2 separate regions of the Mus musculus genome follow, and region 2 is linked to region 1. A link is a loop called in an ENCODE intact Hi-C map of the cell type or tissue named here. Cell type or tissue: gastrocnemius. All regions are shown on one strand.

Evidence for each region. A loop is a pair of places that touch in the nucleus more often than their neighbours do. Peaks named below come from ENCODE experiments on the same cell type or tissue, not always from the same donor. Only the 100,000 strongest peaks of a DNase experiment are listed, where the experiment ranks them.
Region 2: a loop joins it to region 1, with 6 times the contacts of the local background. A loop is called at or near these places in 41 of 42 quality-filtered maps.

What each region holds. Positions count from the first base shown.
Region 1 is chr10:41,977,900-41,985,899 of GRCm38, forward strand. It overlaps Armc2 (armadillo repeat containing 2), which reads right to left. Exons shown (of 18, transcript NM_001034858.3): 6 at 2,622-2,698. Among named protein-coding and RNA genes, the nearest start is that of Gm33058, 23 kb to the left of the region's middle. In gastrocnemius, a CTCF peak has its summit at 3,004 (motif pointing right); a DNase peak (open chromatin) is centred at 3,034; H3K4me3 peaks cover 360 bases; H3K27ac peaks cover 1,648 bases.
Region 2 is chr10:42,291,095-42,299,094 of GRCm38, forward strand. No RefSeq gene overlaps it. Among named protein-coding and RNA genes, the nearest start is that of Foxo3, 18 kb to the left of the region's middle. In gastrocnemius, CTCF peaks have their summits at 484 (motif pointing left), 4,130 (motif pointing left), 6,221 (motif pointing left) and 7,068 (motif pointing left); DNase peaks (open chromatin) are centred at 470, 2,493 and 4,144.

The sequences.
Region 1 (8,000 bases):
TACTCACATTAAACAAACAAAACAAACAAGCATGTAATTCTAAAAGTAAATACAAATAGCCACGCAGTATAAGAAGACCGCCGCTCATAGTCCTAGGTAATTAATCCACTTAGAGGCCAAAGGATATGAACAGACTCAGTATTGAAGAAGGCAAACAAAAAGCCAGAAGTTGTTAAGTCAACAACAGTCAATTTCCTTGACATATATAGGAAACACTTAAATTTGCTAGAAAGCAGGTTGGGGAGATGGCTCGGTGGGTAAGGCACCTGCTGCTGCAAGCTTCAGGACCCAGGCTTGGATCCCCAGCACATATAAAAGAAGCCAGGCATGGTGCTGTAACCCCAGAGCAGAGGAGCAGAAACAGGCAGATCCTGCGAGCTCACTGACCAGCTCAGTGTGGCCAGAATGTGGCTCCATGTCCAACGAGAGACCATCTCAAAAAATATGGTAAAGGGTTCGAGAAAAAGACTCTGACATTGAGCTGTGGCATCATCTATTGGAGTAGGAACCTGCTCTAACACATCAAAACCCCAAATTACTAGAAATTCAGGCTTTAAATCCATGTGGTCTTAAAAAAAAAACAAAAAACCAAAACGAAACCCCTACACAGTGTGCTTTTCAATGTAAAGCTGAGCGATCAACTAGTTCCCCAGGAAGAGTGAAATCAGTCAACATGCTCCCCCCAGGAAGAAATGATTATCAAGATGAGTCAGAAATCACCCAAGTTTAGTTACCTCCAGACCCTTCTGAGACTTCTCAGACTCATTTTGAGAAGTTAGCTAAACACTGTGGTATAAGAATTTCTTCTCGGTCGTCTCCCAGGAATCCCCACTAATGTGGTTGTGTCTTGCTATGGCCTTGCTTCTGTATCCCCATGTGGTCCTCACTGCCCCCATCACCTCCATTCCATACCCTATCCCCAGTGAATTCTAGAAACTGAAGCATGTCTACAAACACACAGTGTGGCCCAGTCTTGGGGAACAACTTCAAATTTTAAAAAGGACTTTCATCTAGGTTCACTGCTTGCTAAATATAAAAATAATGATTCAACAGGAAAATTGGGTAAGTCAGGCAAGAAATACTGCCTGTTTTTGAAGATTCTGCTGTCTCCGTGGTTATAGCTGTTAACCACAGCTTTCAGCTTTGGACCCAACAGCTTGATACATTGTTAGCATTGGCTGGTGTTTTTAGCATGCAAACGTAAACCCCTTAGCAACAATGTTGTCTAGGGAATTGGAAGGCTTAGATTCTCCTGAGTTCTAGATACATTGCAGGTGACCACTAACTGTCTCCTTACTGGTGAGGGGCTAGTTTGAAGATAACATCTTTTACACGGTGCTAGATTGATATCATTTATCATCATTTTTTATTTTTGTTGAGACAAGGTCTTACTGTAGCTCAGAATGGCCTGCAATTCATAACCCTGTCTCTGTTTCCAAAATGTTCAGATTATAGATGTGTACTCATAGAGCCCGACATAAACTTTTGTGTGAAATGAAAAAAAAAAACTATGAAGAATATAACAGACACTGTCCTACCCTGAATAGTTTGGTTCAATGCTAATAATGTGCTACGTTTGTATCTTTTTATTTTAAAGACAACAACAACAACAAAAACCTTGAAGGCTTAAAACCTTCTTATGCCTGCCTTATCTAGATCCTTCCCCATGGGGGGGGGGGTCACCAGCCTTTGAAATGGGGGTGACAGCATGTTTGTTTTTCTAGGTGTGACACAGAGCTCCCTAACTCTTGTTTCCACAACTTAAGGTTTCACCTGCTGCTTGTGTTGTACAGTCAATGTTACAATGTTACAGTGTTACAATGTTACAGTGTTACAATGTTACAGTGGTATAGTGTAACAAATGTTCCCTGGCTCATTTTTCTCACTGCCTGACTTTGCACCATTTCTAACCATTGGTCTGTATTATTTCATATTTCCTCAGGCAGAATAAAGTCCCTAAAGGGCTTTCATAATATAGTTTCATTTAATGTAACAGACAGCTGTCCTACCCTGACTAGTTTGGTCCAATGTTAACAATGTGCCACATTTGTATCTTTTTCTTTATTTTAAAGACAAAAACAAAAAACAAAAAATCTTGAAGAATTAAAACCTTCTTCATTTAAGTGGGCAATGCTTTTGAACTTAAGTTTAGATTTACACTGATATTAAATCTGCACACAAACCCTCCAGATACCTTCAAGCTATAATTTCTGTGAGTTTCTGTCTACATTGAAGGCAGCAGACCTGGATACTGGTTTAAGACGGCAGTGAAAAATGAAAACTTAGAAAACAAATGGTTTCTGAGCAAGTTGGATCCAGTTCCTGAAGTTGTCGAACAGAGTTACTAAGGGCTCGGTGTGGCACTCTAGACTCTCCTTGACTTCCACCTAACATTTGTCTTTGAAAAACAAGTCACACTGTTTAACAGCACAAAGATCTTGAGAATGAAGGATGCTGAAGGCGGAGAGGCACACTCACCTGCTCTGGATGCTGAAGGCGGAGAGGCACACTCACCTGCTCTGGATGCTGAAGGAGGAGAGGCACTCTCACCTGCTCTGGATGCTGAAGGAGGAGAGGCACTCTCATCTGCTATGATGCTGAGGGCAGAGAGGCACACTCACCTGCCCTGGTTTCCTTCCTGCTCAGGTCTGAGCTGCTAGGGCACGAGGAGGCCCTGGCACGCCGTTTCCCAGGGTCCCTAGGAGGAAGAGCAATGGATGAGACACAGAAGTATTTTCATTTTTATAAACTGCAATTTGTTCATGTCAGGCTTGGAAGAAACTACAGAGACTAGTTTAAGAGATGGGTTTGGTGCCCATTTGTCTGCTGTCACCTGCCTTTGCCTCCTAAGATTTATCTGTGAGAACACAAGTCTGCTGGCTTAACAGTATGAAATATAACACTGGAAAGAACCAAAAATAAAAAATAAATTTAAAAATCCAAAATTGACTGGGGGGTGAGGTAGTAGTGGTAGTGGTGGTTGTTGTTAATGATATGGACCACAAGAGGCCGCTGTTACAACAAGAAACAGAGGAAGAAAACCAGCCAAGGGAAAGCCAGCTTGCTCTGTCCAAGGTCACATGAGCAGGGTCAGCTCTGGAATGCGGAGCTCGGGATTTTTCAACCCACTGTTCTTTCCACTGCACCACAGCACGTCCCATTCCCACTTTAAAACTCAAGTCAATTAATAGTCTCTAAAAATACTCTTAGAAATATTTTAAATGTTAAAAATAAAAAAGTAGACAGTGTATTTGGGCAGTCCTCAGATGAGAAGCGTACGAGTAGCCTGGCTAGCTATGGAGGCACTTGACTCTGCTGCCTGGCTTCCCCACTTACAGCTGACCTGAAGGTATTGCCTTTTAAAGATCTGTATAAATTCCCAAGGTCACTCAGGCTAAAATGGCAAGTCTGACACAATTTCTTTTTGATAATTCCACACACTGATTTTAATAATATTAACAACAATAATCTAAATAATAATAAATATATAAGTTATTATCATTTTGTTTTTGTTTTTGTTTTGTTTTTCAGACAGGGTTTCTATGTGTGGCCCTGCCTGTCCTGGAACTCACTCTGGAGGCCAGGCTGGCAGCAGACTCACAGAGATCCTCCTGCCTCTTCTCCTGAGTGCTTGCCCTTGGTCTTTACTCCACCACCACCCCCCTGCCCCAGATTTAGCCTCTTCACATAACTTTTAGTATTTTTTTTCCCTGTCAACATGTTTTTGGTTTTGTTTTTAAAGTCCAGATGTTTCTCTTTGTCATAAAATAGGGAAACTTGGTAGGACCAATTAAAACAAAAAGGCTCTAATTTTCTGAAACAACTGAATTTTTGCAGCAAGATGTTCCTAGCCAATAAAACAGAGAACATGAAGACAAATTCCCTCAAAGACAGAACAAAAGGACTCAATCCATGGAAAGATTGTCGAAGCAAGACTTCATGAGTTACACGAGAGCAGGGCAGTGGTGGCACACGCCTTTACTCCCAGCACTCAGGATGCAGAGGCAGGAGGATCTTTGAGTCCGAGGCCAGCCTGGTCTGCAAAGTGAGTTCCAGGACAGCCAGGGCTACACAGAGAAGCCCTGTCTTGAAAAACCCAAACCAAAACAACAACAACAAAAAGTTACATGAGACCCTATTTGAACAAAACCAACCCTACACCCTGCCCCCTCCCCCAGCGGATTCACACAGTTAATGGTTGATGGGAGAGGGGGAGAAATTGTCTTCTGTGATGTAGCAATGGGTAAGGCATCCAGACTCCTATAAACAAACCTTCATCCACACTTCTAGCCAACCCTAATGGAACTCACTGGGACACACACACACACACACACACACACACACACTCATGCACACTTACACGCACGTGCACACTCACATATGCTCAACAAGAGTGGGAGGGGGGACGAGAGAGGGTAATGGAGGTGAAACGAAAAAAAAATCCATCAGATACGGGCATGACAATTGTCATGGAACCCATTATTATCTGTAACTAATAGATGCAAATAACAGGGCTGTTGAGGTGGCTCAAGGTGAAACGGTGCTTGCCCTGCAAGCCTGGTGACCTAGGTTTGATTCCCAGAATGCACATAAAAGTGGAAGGGGAGAACCAACTGCACAAAGTTGTCCTCTGCCCACTAGATACTGTGGCAGGAGTACACATCTATCAGAACACACAAAATCCTAAAATTAAAACAAACAAACAAACAAACAAAACTTCAATGGGGTGGAAAGCAAGGAAGTTCCTATATTTTTAATTTCTAGATATAACCTGACATTTTTAAGATCAAGAGTTTCATTTCTGTGTGTGTACGCGTGTGTGCATACGTGCATACATGTGTGTGTACACACGTGCATACATGTGTGTGTGCACACATGCACATGCATATATGTGTGTGTGTCCCTTTAATAAACACTGAAATCTAACAAGACAGTTTTCAGCTCACAGACCCACCCCTGCCCCCACCCAGTGCCTGTCCACTCTCCCTGAGACATGGCCAGGGGTAAGGCTGCCTCCATGACACCTCATCTGTGCCACCTCCCTTCTAGAAAAGAATGAAAAGGACAATCGGTATGCACAGGCTTGGCAGTGTTGCTCCCCGAGGCTGCCAAGAAAAGATGGACTTGGGACCCACTGCCATCGTACACAGTCATCATGGTTTGGGGGACACTGAGTTCATATCCTAGGTCAACACTCACAGCCTGTGACCTCGGGAAGACTACCAGGCTTTGGTTTCCCCTCCTAAATCTACTGCAATGCTTCGGTTTCGGGTGTCAGCCAGCTCACTGAGGGGACTTGGCGAGTTGTCAGCACTAGTTCATTTCTTTTGAGCCCATAAGCACCTAGGGGAGCAAGCAGAGGTGGATATGGGCCCAGAAGATGTTTTTTCCAGTGAGGATAAAAATCTACCTTAACGGAAAAGTGCAAAAGACTTTGAGAGTATGCTGAGGAGAAAGGACCGCACAGCGGGAAGGATGGACTATAAGTGCCCTTTAAAGGAGTAGAAATGGAACTAGCAACTGACAAGCTGTCCCAGAAAAATGAGTGCATGAGAGTTTGATACGCAAGGAGGGGCTCGCTCGGACCTGGTGAGGTAGGTAGGAAGAGGTTCTGCTGGGAAGTCTGGGAACAGCTGTGGACCTGTGGGATTTGCTGTGGACCCTTAAGTGATAGCCAATAAGAAACGTACAGCTTCTTACTCGAGGATGTGACATGAGGCATGGGGTTTGGGGCCGCGATGACAGAGCATTCAAGAGAAAGAATGAGCGACCATGATCCCAGGATCATTGTGGGACTGGAAAAGATGTGAAAAGTTACTGCAACATGGGGCTGATTTTAGCATCTGAAGAGCAGAGTGTAGACCCGGAGGACCTGGAAAGCAGGTTCCTACCAGAGAAATGGTGAGGTTAACGGGGACAGTTTACAGGGTCAAGCAATGTAGGGTTTTGTCTGCTTGAGTTTCTGATGCCAGGTGTCGGTCGGGGCGTATCATCGACAAAGATGTAGAGATCAGAGAAGGTTTAAATTACCACCCAGGACCAGAGACACAGAAGAGGGGCTTGGACCTGGAGACCCCAGGTCTCCAGGGCGTTTGTGAACATGGACAAAGGCATCAAGCAGGAAGAAAGAAATGTATTTGTTACATGCAGGGAAAGAGGACTCAATCGAGGATGGGGTCACAAAAGCTGGGGACCGAGGAAAGAGGTGCTGTCTGCCCAAAGCATGTTGCTGTGTATCCACTGAGCCATGCTGGTGAAGCCCTGCAGGAGTGGGCAGAAAAGATGGGTACCAAGAAAAGAACAGCTCAGGAGGCGGAGGCAGGAGGATTTCTGAGCTCAAGGTGAGCTACTTTCACTGTCTCATGGAAGAGAACGGAGGGAAAATCCCGAGGATGGGAGGGAAAATCCCTCGGTCACTGTAGAGGAAGAGGAGCAGATGTGCTCCACGCAACTTGCACCACTGACTGAAACCACACAGAACACATTTTTCTCTTCCTCCTAGAAACCCTTTAAATATGTGAAGATGCCACCCTCATCTCTTCACACCTTCTCCTGTGGCTTACGCCCCCCTGACAGCTGTGTGGTTGTGGGTACATTTTATTTTAACTACAAGTAGGTTTCCTCATCTGTACAGAAGGGTGGTGAGTCACGGTGCTCCCATCACAGTGCTCCCACCTTGAGGCTGCTGGAAAGACAGAATGATCTGGAGCATGGCAGTCATCAATATGTGTTTGCTAACATGCTCACTACTCAGTCCTGAGCCCTTCAAATGCTTGTGGGCCCATTTGTTTACAGTCAGTCTGTTTTATGTCCCTATAAAAGGACACTAGCTTTGAGCTCACATTGTGGCCAGAGAAGGGGGGGGGTATTTTAAGCGATGCAGCCTGGTGCCACGATAGCTGTTTCGAGGGTCACAAACCACTACTAGTTAACTCCCATTTCTTCCATGTGCAGCTAAGGCAGATGCCCCACACACTTCAGACCTTCGCATCGTTATTAAATTCCGGCATTGTGTTGGCAGTGATTTCCTGCCTATCAGATGTATCTGGGTCCCAGTTCAGTCGTCCAGAAAAACTGTTCTTCCCTGCTTACTGCTCCATGTTATTAAACAACATTATTAAATTTTTCTCAATGATTTTTTTTTGATGTGTCCAAATTAAAAAAAAAAAATCCGGAAATTAGTCATTGGGCTCTTTGGTGAAATTCTTTTTAGAGGCAGAAAACCACCATTTTCATTAGTTAGGTCATCCGTCTACAGATGGAAACCTAATTCCCAAGGACTTAGAACACCAGTGCCGGTGGCTGGTTCACACAACCCTGGAGGAGTTGGTGGTAAGGAAGGATCAAGGGCGTTGGCTCTACACCTCTGCCGTGCCCTTAGCTCTGCCCTGGCTGCAGGCTGAAGTCCATGTGAGAACAATTTGGTTTTCCCAGGGCTTCTCCTCTGCATCTCTCAAGTTTCAGGAGATATACAGTTTTCTGTTCCCTGTTGCTGCCAAGAGTCTTACATTGCACTTAAAATACTAGAACCAACTCTGGCAGGCAATGGCATACAAAGGCTGACAGATCCCTGCAGCCCATGAATGGATGGTGCAGTCAGTCGGACTGGCCACACTACTCCTGGACCATAACTATGCCAAGGAAATAAAATAATAGCTCTTTAAAATATCTTAAACATATAGATTTTGCTATAATTCAAGACAGTTCTTCTAGTTATTAGGATGACAGTTCTTCAATTAGGAATCAGCAAATGCTTTCTTAATGGACCAGCTAGTATTTTATATATTTTACAATTAGGGAGCCAAGTGGCAAAGTCACCACTACATAGATTTTTTTTTGCGACTATTTAAAATATTATGTTTTTTAAAAAAATATTTAAATTGTTTTTTTTTTCTTTTTTGCTTGAGAATTACAAAAAAATTAGAACATACAGACAAACACAGCTGGCTCCTCAGCTATAACTTTTTGACTATTTCTTTAAAGTGATAAACAGTAACAAT
Region 2 (8,000 bases), 310 kb after region 1:
TGCCCCCCCCCCCAGCCAGGGGGATTGTGAGGCCTAGCTGGCAGAAGTGGGTCACTAGGGGTGAGCCTTTGAAAATTAGAGTTCAACTATGGGCTCTGGTCTCAACCTCTATGGCCTGGTCTGCTTAGGAGAATAGTGGCCTTTGACACCATTCCTCAGGACTTCCTGGCCTACCCAGCCACAGTGGGCTTGAAAATGAGGCTGTCAACTAAACACTTCTTTTGGCCAGGTATAGGTCTGCAGAGGTAACCAATAGAAATTCCTCCTTTGGCTTCTTCTGCCTGCAGGCTTGGGTTTCTCAGGTACCTGGGAGCCAGGGTTCTGAAGGTGGCTGGGGCTTTGAGCGCTCGCTGGCATCCTGCTGCCCTCACTAGGCTGGCAAGACCTAGAGGTCTGACTACAGGTGAGCTTCCTTCTGGGTTTAGGGGTTGCAGGGGTGGAGCTGTCCAACCCAGAGGATCTATCGCCCTCTTCTGGCCTCCTCAAGCACTGCATGCATGTGGTATACATACATACACTCAGGCAAAGCACCCGCACACATTTTTTAAAAACAAAACAAACAAACAAACAAAACAATAAGTAAGTAAACAAAGTCAAACCAGAAAAGATTTAAGTCCAAAGATAGGGGATGGGCTCATCTCTCAGTTTTGCCCAGCCTGGCGACTCAAAGCAGTTGCTGGTCTGTCTCACTGAACCCACTATCCCCGCCCCCACCCCAGTTACTGAGCTTCCAGAGACAACTATGGGGAGGAAAAGTTTCAAAAACAAACAAAAAACAAACAAACCAACAAACAAAAAAACACACAAAAAAGTTTCAAGGCCAAGACATCACTACCTTACTATAAGGATAACAGTTGCCTCCTGTGGTGCTATTGCCAAGCAGCAGTGGGAGGTTGTGAGAGGGTGGGGGATGAAAAGGAGGAGATCCGAGAGGGTGGGAACCAGGAGGAGACCTGTTGTGATGGTAGACTTCATTTTTTTTTAAAGAATTATTTACTTATTTTATGTATACGAATACACTGTAGCTATCTTCAGACACACCAGAAGAGGGCATTAGGATCCCATTACAGATGGTTGTGAGCCACCATGTGTGGTTGCTGGGAATTGAACTCAGGGCCTCTGGAAGAGCAGCCAGTGCTCTTAACCGCTGAGCCATCTCTTCAGCCTGCTTAAGGATAGACTTCTTAAGGATTCGGTTAAGTCCGCTCTCTCCGTCTGGGTTTAGGGCAGCCATCACAAAAGGTCTGCCGCTGTCCTCCAACATCAGCTGAGACGAAAAACATCTCGTTCACCCATGAAGGCATTTAAGATGCCATTGGTTCCGTTTATAGCTATGATTATGGGTTGTTTCCTTCTCTCAGTGGATACAAAGTAAAATGGCAATGTTGTTGGCGTACTGGGCACCCTTTAACACCAAAACGGACCCTCATATGTAAAAGACTTGGAAATTTTTCCCAAAGGACAGTTTCTCTATCTGACTGTCAAGTCTCTCGTGTTTTTTTGTTTTTGTTTTTCAAGGCAGGGTTTCTCTGTGTAGCCCTGGCTGTCCTGGAACTCACTCTGTAGACCAGGCTGGCCTTGAACTCAGAAATCCGCCTGCCTCTGCCTCCTGAGTGCTGGGATTAAAGGCATGCGCCACCACAGCCCCACAAGTCTCTCGGTTCTTACATCCCCTGTTCCCTTTTCATTAGAAACAAAGCTAAGGAAAAACTGCCAACACCTCCTGCTGGCAAGAAATCGCACCTTAGAGGTACAGGTACCAGCCTCCTCTGTCCCCCTTGACTGAAGCATGCCCACTCTCACCAAAAAGAATGAGCCAGATAGGAAAAGAACCTTCTTAGTCTCTATTTAGGTATTTTGATGTTTGGAGACAGGGTCTCACTATATAGGCCAGGCTGGCTTTAACTTGACATCTCCTGCTTCCACTCGCCACGTTCTAAGACTAGAGGCATGTACCAGCACACCTGGCAGAATCCCCCCTTGGAAGCAGATGTGCTTTTATGAAGACCCCAACATGTCTTCTGGGTTTTATAACCAGTTCCACTTCTCCATACTAATCTAGCATAACTCTTAAAAGATTGAATAGTGACTCACCCCAGGGATGAATTGAGTCTCACGGTCGGGGTCTTGTTTTCCTGAGAGCCTCAACCTTCAGAACCACCTTGGGAGGTGAAGTGGGGTCGGCCAGTGGAGCTCTCAGCAAGCACTTGACCAGCTGTTTTGCCTGTGTGAGCCCTGCAATTACCTAGGGTGGGTTGGTCTGCTTTGCAACTACATCTATTAGCCTCAATCTTCAGTGCCGCTGGCCGCTGTGATCATGGTTGGAAGCATCCAGAGATGCTGTCTGACATCCGTCTCTCTCTGGGTATCATCAGTAACCCCTTAGCTGTGTGCTCCCTACCCTTGCTGCTGCCAAGTGCCACTGCCCCCACCTCTCCCCTGGATCTTTGCAAAATGGCCAACATAGGGGTTATGTCTGTGTGCATTCAGCCACACAGCAGGGCCACCAGTCTGTGCTGCCAAGCAGCGGCGGGTGCCTGCATGTGATTGCAGCTTTCAGAACATGCCTTGCGCACTCCAAAGCATTATACCAGAGGCAAGTCTCCACTTTCGCTCTTAAGTCCCTTTCTTGTAAACCACCAGGCTTGCTCAAGATGACCATTCCAGAAGCCTCTCTCACAGACACAGCTCAGACTGCTATCCAGGCTTTTCTGCTCCACCGGAGAGAGCACCACAGTTGCCCCTGGAGCACTGTGACCCCCAGAACAACTGAGCACTTGACCTCCTTATCTCTAGTGTCCGTCCTGGTAAGCCTTACTCCTTTGGTTTTCTACCTCTTGGCCACTACCCAGGAAGCTCTGGGAGGGGCAGAAGGGAACAGAAAGACCTCTGAGGAAGGCTCAAACATACAGTTCCATTACATTGCTCAAGACACCAAGAAACCACAGTACAAGTGCGTTGGGGAGGGTGACCTTACCCGAGCCCACACACCCACCCACACACAGCTGGTTGGCTGACTGGCCAGAGGCAGCTGCTTCTCAGCAACTTCTAGTACAATGAGTCACCTCTAAAACAGGACCCTTAACCTGCCCTGATGGGGACACTCAGACGTACTCAGGAGGGGTAAATTCTTTCCAATGGACCAGGATGAAGGAGCCATCATTTTCACACAATGCCATGAAGGTTCCCTCAGATGAACGAGTGCTTCTTCTATTTACCCACAACTCGAGGCCCTCTAGGTCAATCCTGCCTTGTTTCCAGCTAACAGGGAGAGGCCAAGAGGGCCTGGCTCAGTGGAAACCACTCAGATCTCAACCACACTTCCTGGGTTCCAGTGTTTCTCATGGGGAAATGAGTATTTTAATTGACTGGCACCTGCCAAGGGTTGGCTTTGTCTGAATGTTTGTAACCCAGCTGGGGACACTAGCTTACCATACTAGGAATGACATTGGGATTCCAAACATGTTTGGCACACATCCCAAGGTCTATTGCTAGTAAGAATCCAAGACACCTGCATGTGTGGCAGATGATGGGTACAGGCAGCATGGCACATGACATCCCTTTTCTAGAAACACTTATATCTGCTGGGCTCAGTCTCACTGGTTTTATCACGGTGTGGCTGACCACAACAGGGCCCCAACTTTGTAGGCAGAGAGGGAGAAGAGCACAGAATCGCAGTGCCCATTTCTTGTTGGCAGCTTTCAAGATCACACTGGGAAGTGTGATTGCATTAGCCTGCACCTTGTTACCAAGAAAACTAGAGAAGAAAGGAAGGAAGGAAGGAAGGAAGGAAGGAAGGAAGGAAGGAAGGAAGGAAGGAAGAGAGGGAGGGAGGGAGGAAGGAAGGAAGGAAGGAAGGAAGGAAGAGAGGGAGGGAGGAAGGAAGGAAGGAAGGAAGGAAGAAAGAAAGAAAGAAAGAAAGAAAGGAAGAGGAAGGGAAGGGAAAGGAAAGGAAAGGAAAGGAAAGGAAAAGAGAGAAAAAGGAAAGGAGAGAAAAGGAAAAGAGAGAAAAGGAAAGGAGAGAAAAGGAAAGAAAAGAAAAGTATTTTCTAACTAGGTGCCAGGGCACTGTGATAGGTTTCATCAGAGGCAGAGACTATGCTTGAATTTCTGATCTTCTCCTGCCATCTTGTGGCTGGGAGGACGAGCTTGCTCTAAAGACAAGGAGATGAAGGCAGGGAAGAGAAAAACAGTGCTGTGGCAGCCCAGTGACTTGCTGGGGTTCACTGCCCACCACTCTACATATCAATACTCATGTAGGAGTGTGTATTATGTGTATGTATTATGTATTATGCATGTATATATATATATATATGTGTGTGTGTGTGTGTGTGTGTGTGTGTATATTATGTCTGTATGTGTATGCGTAATATATGTATGTGTGTATATGTCTGCCTGTATGTATATATTATGTATGTGTGTATGCATGTATGTATGTATATGTATGTTTGTATATGTGTGTATGTATGTGTGTATATATGTATATATTTGTATGTGTTTATGCATAATGTATATGTATGTGTGTATATATGTATGTATATGTGTATTGACAGGGTTTTATCATGTAGCCTAAGCTGGCCTTGAACTCTCAGTAATCCTCTGGATTCACTCCCCTGAGTGTTGAGGTTACAGGTACAAGCTAACACACTCAGAAATATCCACTTTGGAATTCACACTGATTGTAGTAGCAGTAGTAGTAGTAGTAGCAGCAGCAGCAGTAGTAGTAGCAGTACTGAACTAGCTATGCAGTGAAGGATGACCTTGAACTTGATCCTTCTGCCTCCACCTCCCGAATGCTCAGTTCTATGATGCTGGGGCTTAAACCCAGGGCTTCGATAATTTCCCAGCGCTGTGCCTATTATCCCAAGCCTGAGGTCGGCATGGTACTGCACACCTGTAGTCCTAACAGCACTGGAGAGGCAGAGACAAGAGAAAGAAGCGCTCCCGGCTAGCTTGCCTAACAGGAGATTTTGTTCAAAACAAACTAGCATTTCTACACTCAGTCTCTCCTTATCTGTCTGTGGTGCAACCAAAAATTCCTTCACATGAACTGATGTCCACACCTACAAAACTGTCTTCCTTCCCTGATCACCCGACCCAACAGTTTGAGACAGGATGGCACTATGTAGCCCTGGCTGGAGTGGAAATCACTACATAGACCAGGCTGGCCTTGGCCTCACAGAGACCCTTCCTGCCTCTGCCTCTGGGGTGATGGGATTAAAGGCAAGTGCCACTATGCCAGGCTTAAAACTTTCTTAAACCATTTTTGTTTCAAATATAACTTTTAGAAAGCATTTGTTTTAGATTTACTTTTTTAAATTAAACTTTTGTTTGGTTTTTTGAGACAGGGTTTCTCTGTGTAGCCCTGACTATCCTAGAACTGACTCTATAGACCAGGCTGGCCTCGTACTCAGATCCACCTGCCTTTGTCTACAGACTTCTGGGATTAAAGACATGTGCTACTACCACCAGCTATAATTAAACTTCTGAGACGTGTTCATTAGCATGCAATGGTAAGACGACCTTCGGAGAGAGGTTGTCTGTGCACTTTCCCAGTTTCCCCCCTAGGGGCACTGAAAGGTAGCATTTTACACTGGGATGCTGACACTGGCTAGGCCCCCATACTGAACAGTGCCATCTGAGTTACTTATCTGCTGCTCCGCTGAAACACTGTTACCATGGCACCTTAAAGAAAGACAGATCATTTGGGTTTGCTGTTCCTAATAGATAAAAGTCCATTGGGGGTGGGGGAGCTGGAGAGATGGCTCAGTGGTTAAGAGCACTGACTGCTCTTCTGAAGGTCTTGAGTCAAATCCCAGCAACCACATGGTGGCTCACAACCATCTTTAATAAGATCTGATGCCTCTTCTGGTGTGTCTAAAGACAGCTAAAGTGCACCTATTTATAATAATAAATAAATCTTTGGACCTGAGCGAACAGGGCCAGAGCTAGTGGGATTGACTCCAGCGAGCAGATGTCCTAAATTTAATTCCCAATAACCACATGAAGGCCCACAACCATCTGTATGTCTACAGTGTACTCATACATAAAAAATAAATAAATAAAAACTTTTTTAAAGAGTCCATTACTGGGCTGGAGAGATGGTTCAGAGGTTAAGAGCACTCTCTGCTCTTCCAGAGGTCCTGGGGTTCAACTCCTAGAACCACATGGTGGCTCACAGCCATCTGTAATGAGATCTGGTGCCCTCTTCTGGTATGCAGGTGTACATGCAGATACAGGACTCATACGTTAAATAAATTAATAAATATCTGTGGTGTCAACAGAGCAAAATGTTTTTGTTTTTGTTTTTGTTTTTAAAACAAGAATCCCGCATCATCATGGCAGGGAAGCATGCTAGGAGCTAGTACAATGACTGCAGTGGCAAACTGAGATCTCACCTCTTAAGCTGCAAGTGGGAAGCTGGGAGTAACAACTGAGAATGGCAGAAATCTCTTAAGCTCTCAAAGCCCACCCCCAGTGATGTACCTCCTCTAGCAAAGCCACACCCCTGAATCCTCAACAGTGCCATCAACTGGGGACCACATATTCAAACACGTGAGCCCATGGGCAGGTATGTGGAAGGGGCATCTTATTCAAATCACTACAAATTCTATATAGATTCCAGTATAGATGGTTGTGAGCCACCATGTGGTTGCTGGGAATTGAACTCAGAACCTCTGGAAGAGCAGTCAGTGCTTAGAGCTCTGCCCTCCTGTTCCTTTGCACTTCCTGCACGCCAGGCCCATCTTGCCCCAACAACTATAAACCTAACTCTATTTCTGTAATCTTAACACTTCCAGAATGTCACACAAGTGAAATCTCAGTGTATAGTAGGGATGGTGCTTTTTCCATAAGCCCATTTCTCTCAATCAGTGGGTAATTCCACAACATGGATGTACTATGCTTTAACCATTCCCTCTTTAAAGACCACTTTGGGGTGATGGAGAGATGGCTCAGCAGTTAAGAGCACCAAATGCTCTTCCTGAGGTCCTCAGTTCAATTCCCAGCAACCACATGGTGGCTCACAGCCCTCTGTAATGAGATCTGCTGCTGCCCTGCTGCCCTCTTGTGGCCTGCAGGTGTACAAGGAGGCAGAACACCATACACATAATAAATTAATAAATAAATCTTTTTTTAAAAAAAGATAATAAAAAAACCCACTTTGGTTGTTTATTGGGGTTGCCACATATGTAGCTTCTGTGAATATCAGTGTGCGGGTTTCTATGTGAAGATATGATATCTTTGACATAAATGTGCAGGAGACAGTTGCTGGGTGGGTGGCAGTTTTCAGTGTTGTTGTTTTTTCCTCAGTCTGTTAGATTTGTAGTGATGCTTCCTGGTGGTTTTTATCTGCATTTCCCTGCTCTCTCATGATGCAGAACATCTTTTTCTATATTTAGCATGTATTATCTCAACTTTTTTGAAACCCACTCATCTTCTCCCTGTCTTCTAGATTTGGGATTTGTTATTGTTTTACATATGTGTATGAGTGTTTTGCCTGTGATGGTCTGTGCACAGCATGTATGTAGTGCTCATAGACACCAGAAGAGGGCAACAGATTCCTTGAAACTAGAATTTACAGATGGTTGTGAGAGGCCATAGATCCTGGGCCCCATAGAAGAGCAGTCAGTGAGCACTCTTAACTGTTGAGTGGATCTCTCCAGCCCCTCTTCTGTTTTCTTTATGAGGCAGGGTCTTGCAGTATAACTCAGGCTGGCCTCCAATTCACAGCACTACATCAGCCTCAGCCCCCTTAGTGCTAGGATCACAGGCAAGTGCTACTAGCCCCAGAGGACTGGTTTTTCTGCTGGGTTTTGAGATGTCTTTGTGGCTCTGTAGGAGTGTTGTGTGTACGTTGTGCAGGGATTCTCCTCCAACCTTCAGCCCAAAGACAAACATTTCCCTCTGGATGAAGCTTCGCTTACCACTGTTTTCTTTGTATGTGTTTTTACCTTAGGTGCCAAGTCAGAAGATTTTTGCCAAGGCCTAGATTCTGGAGA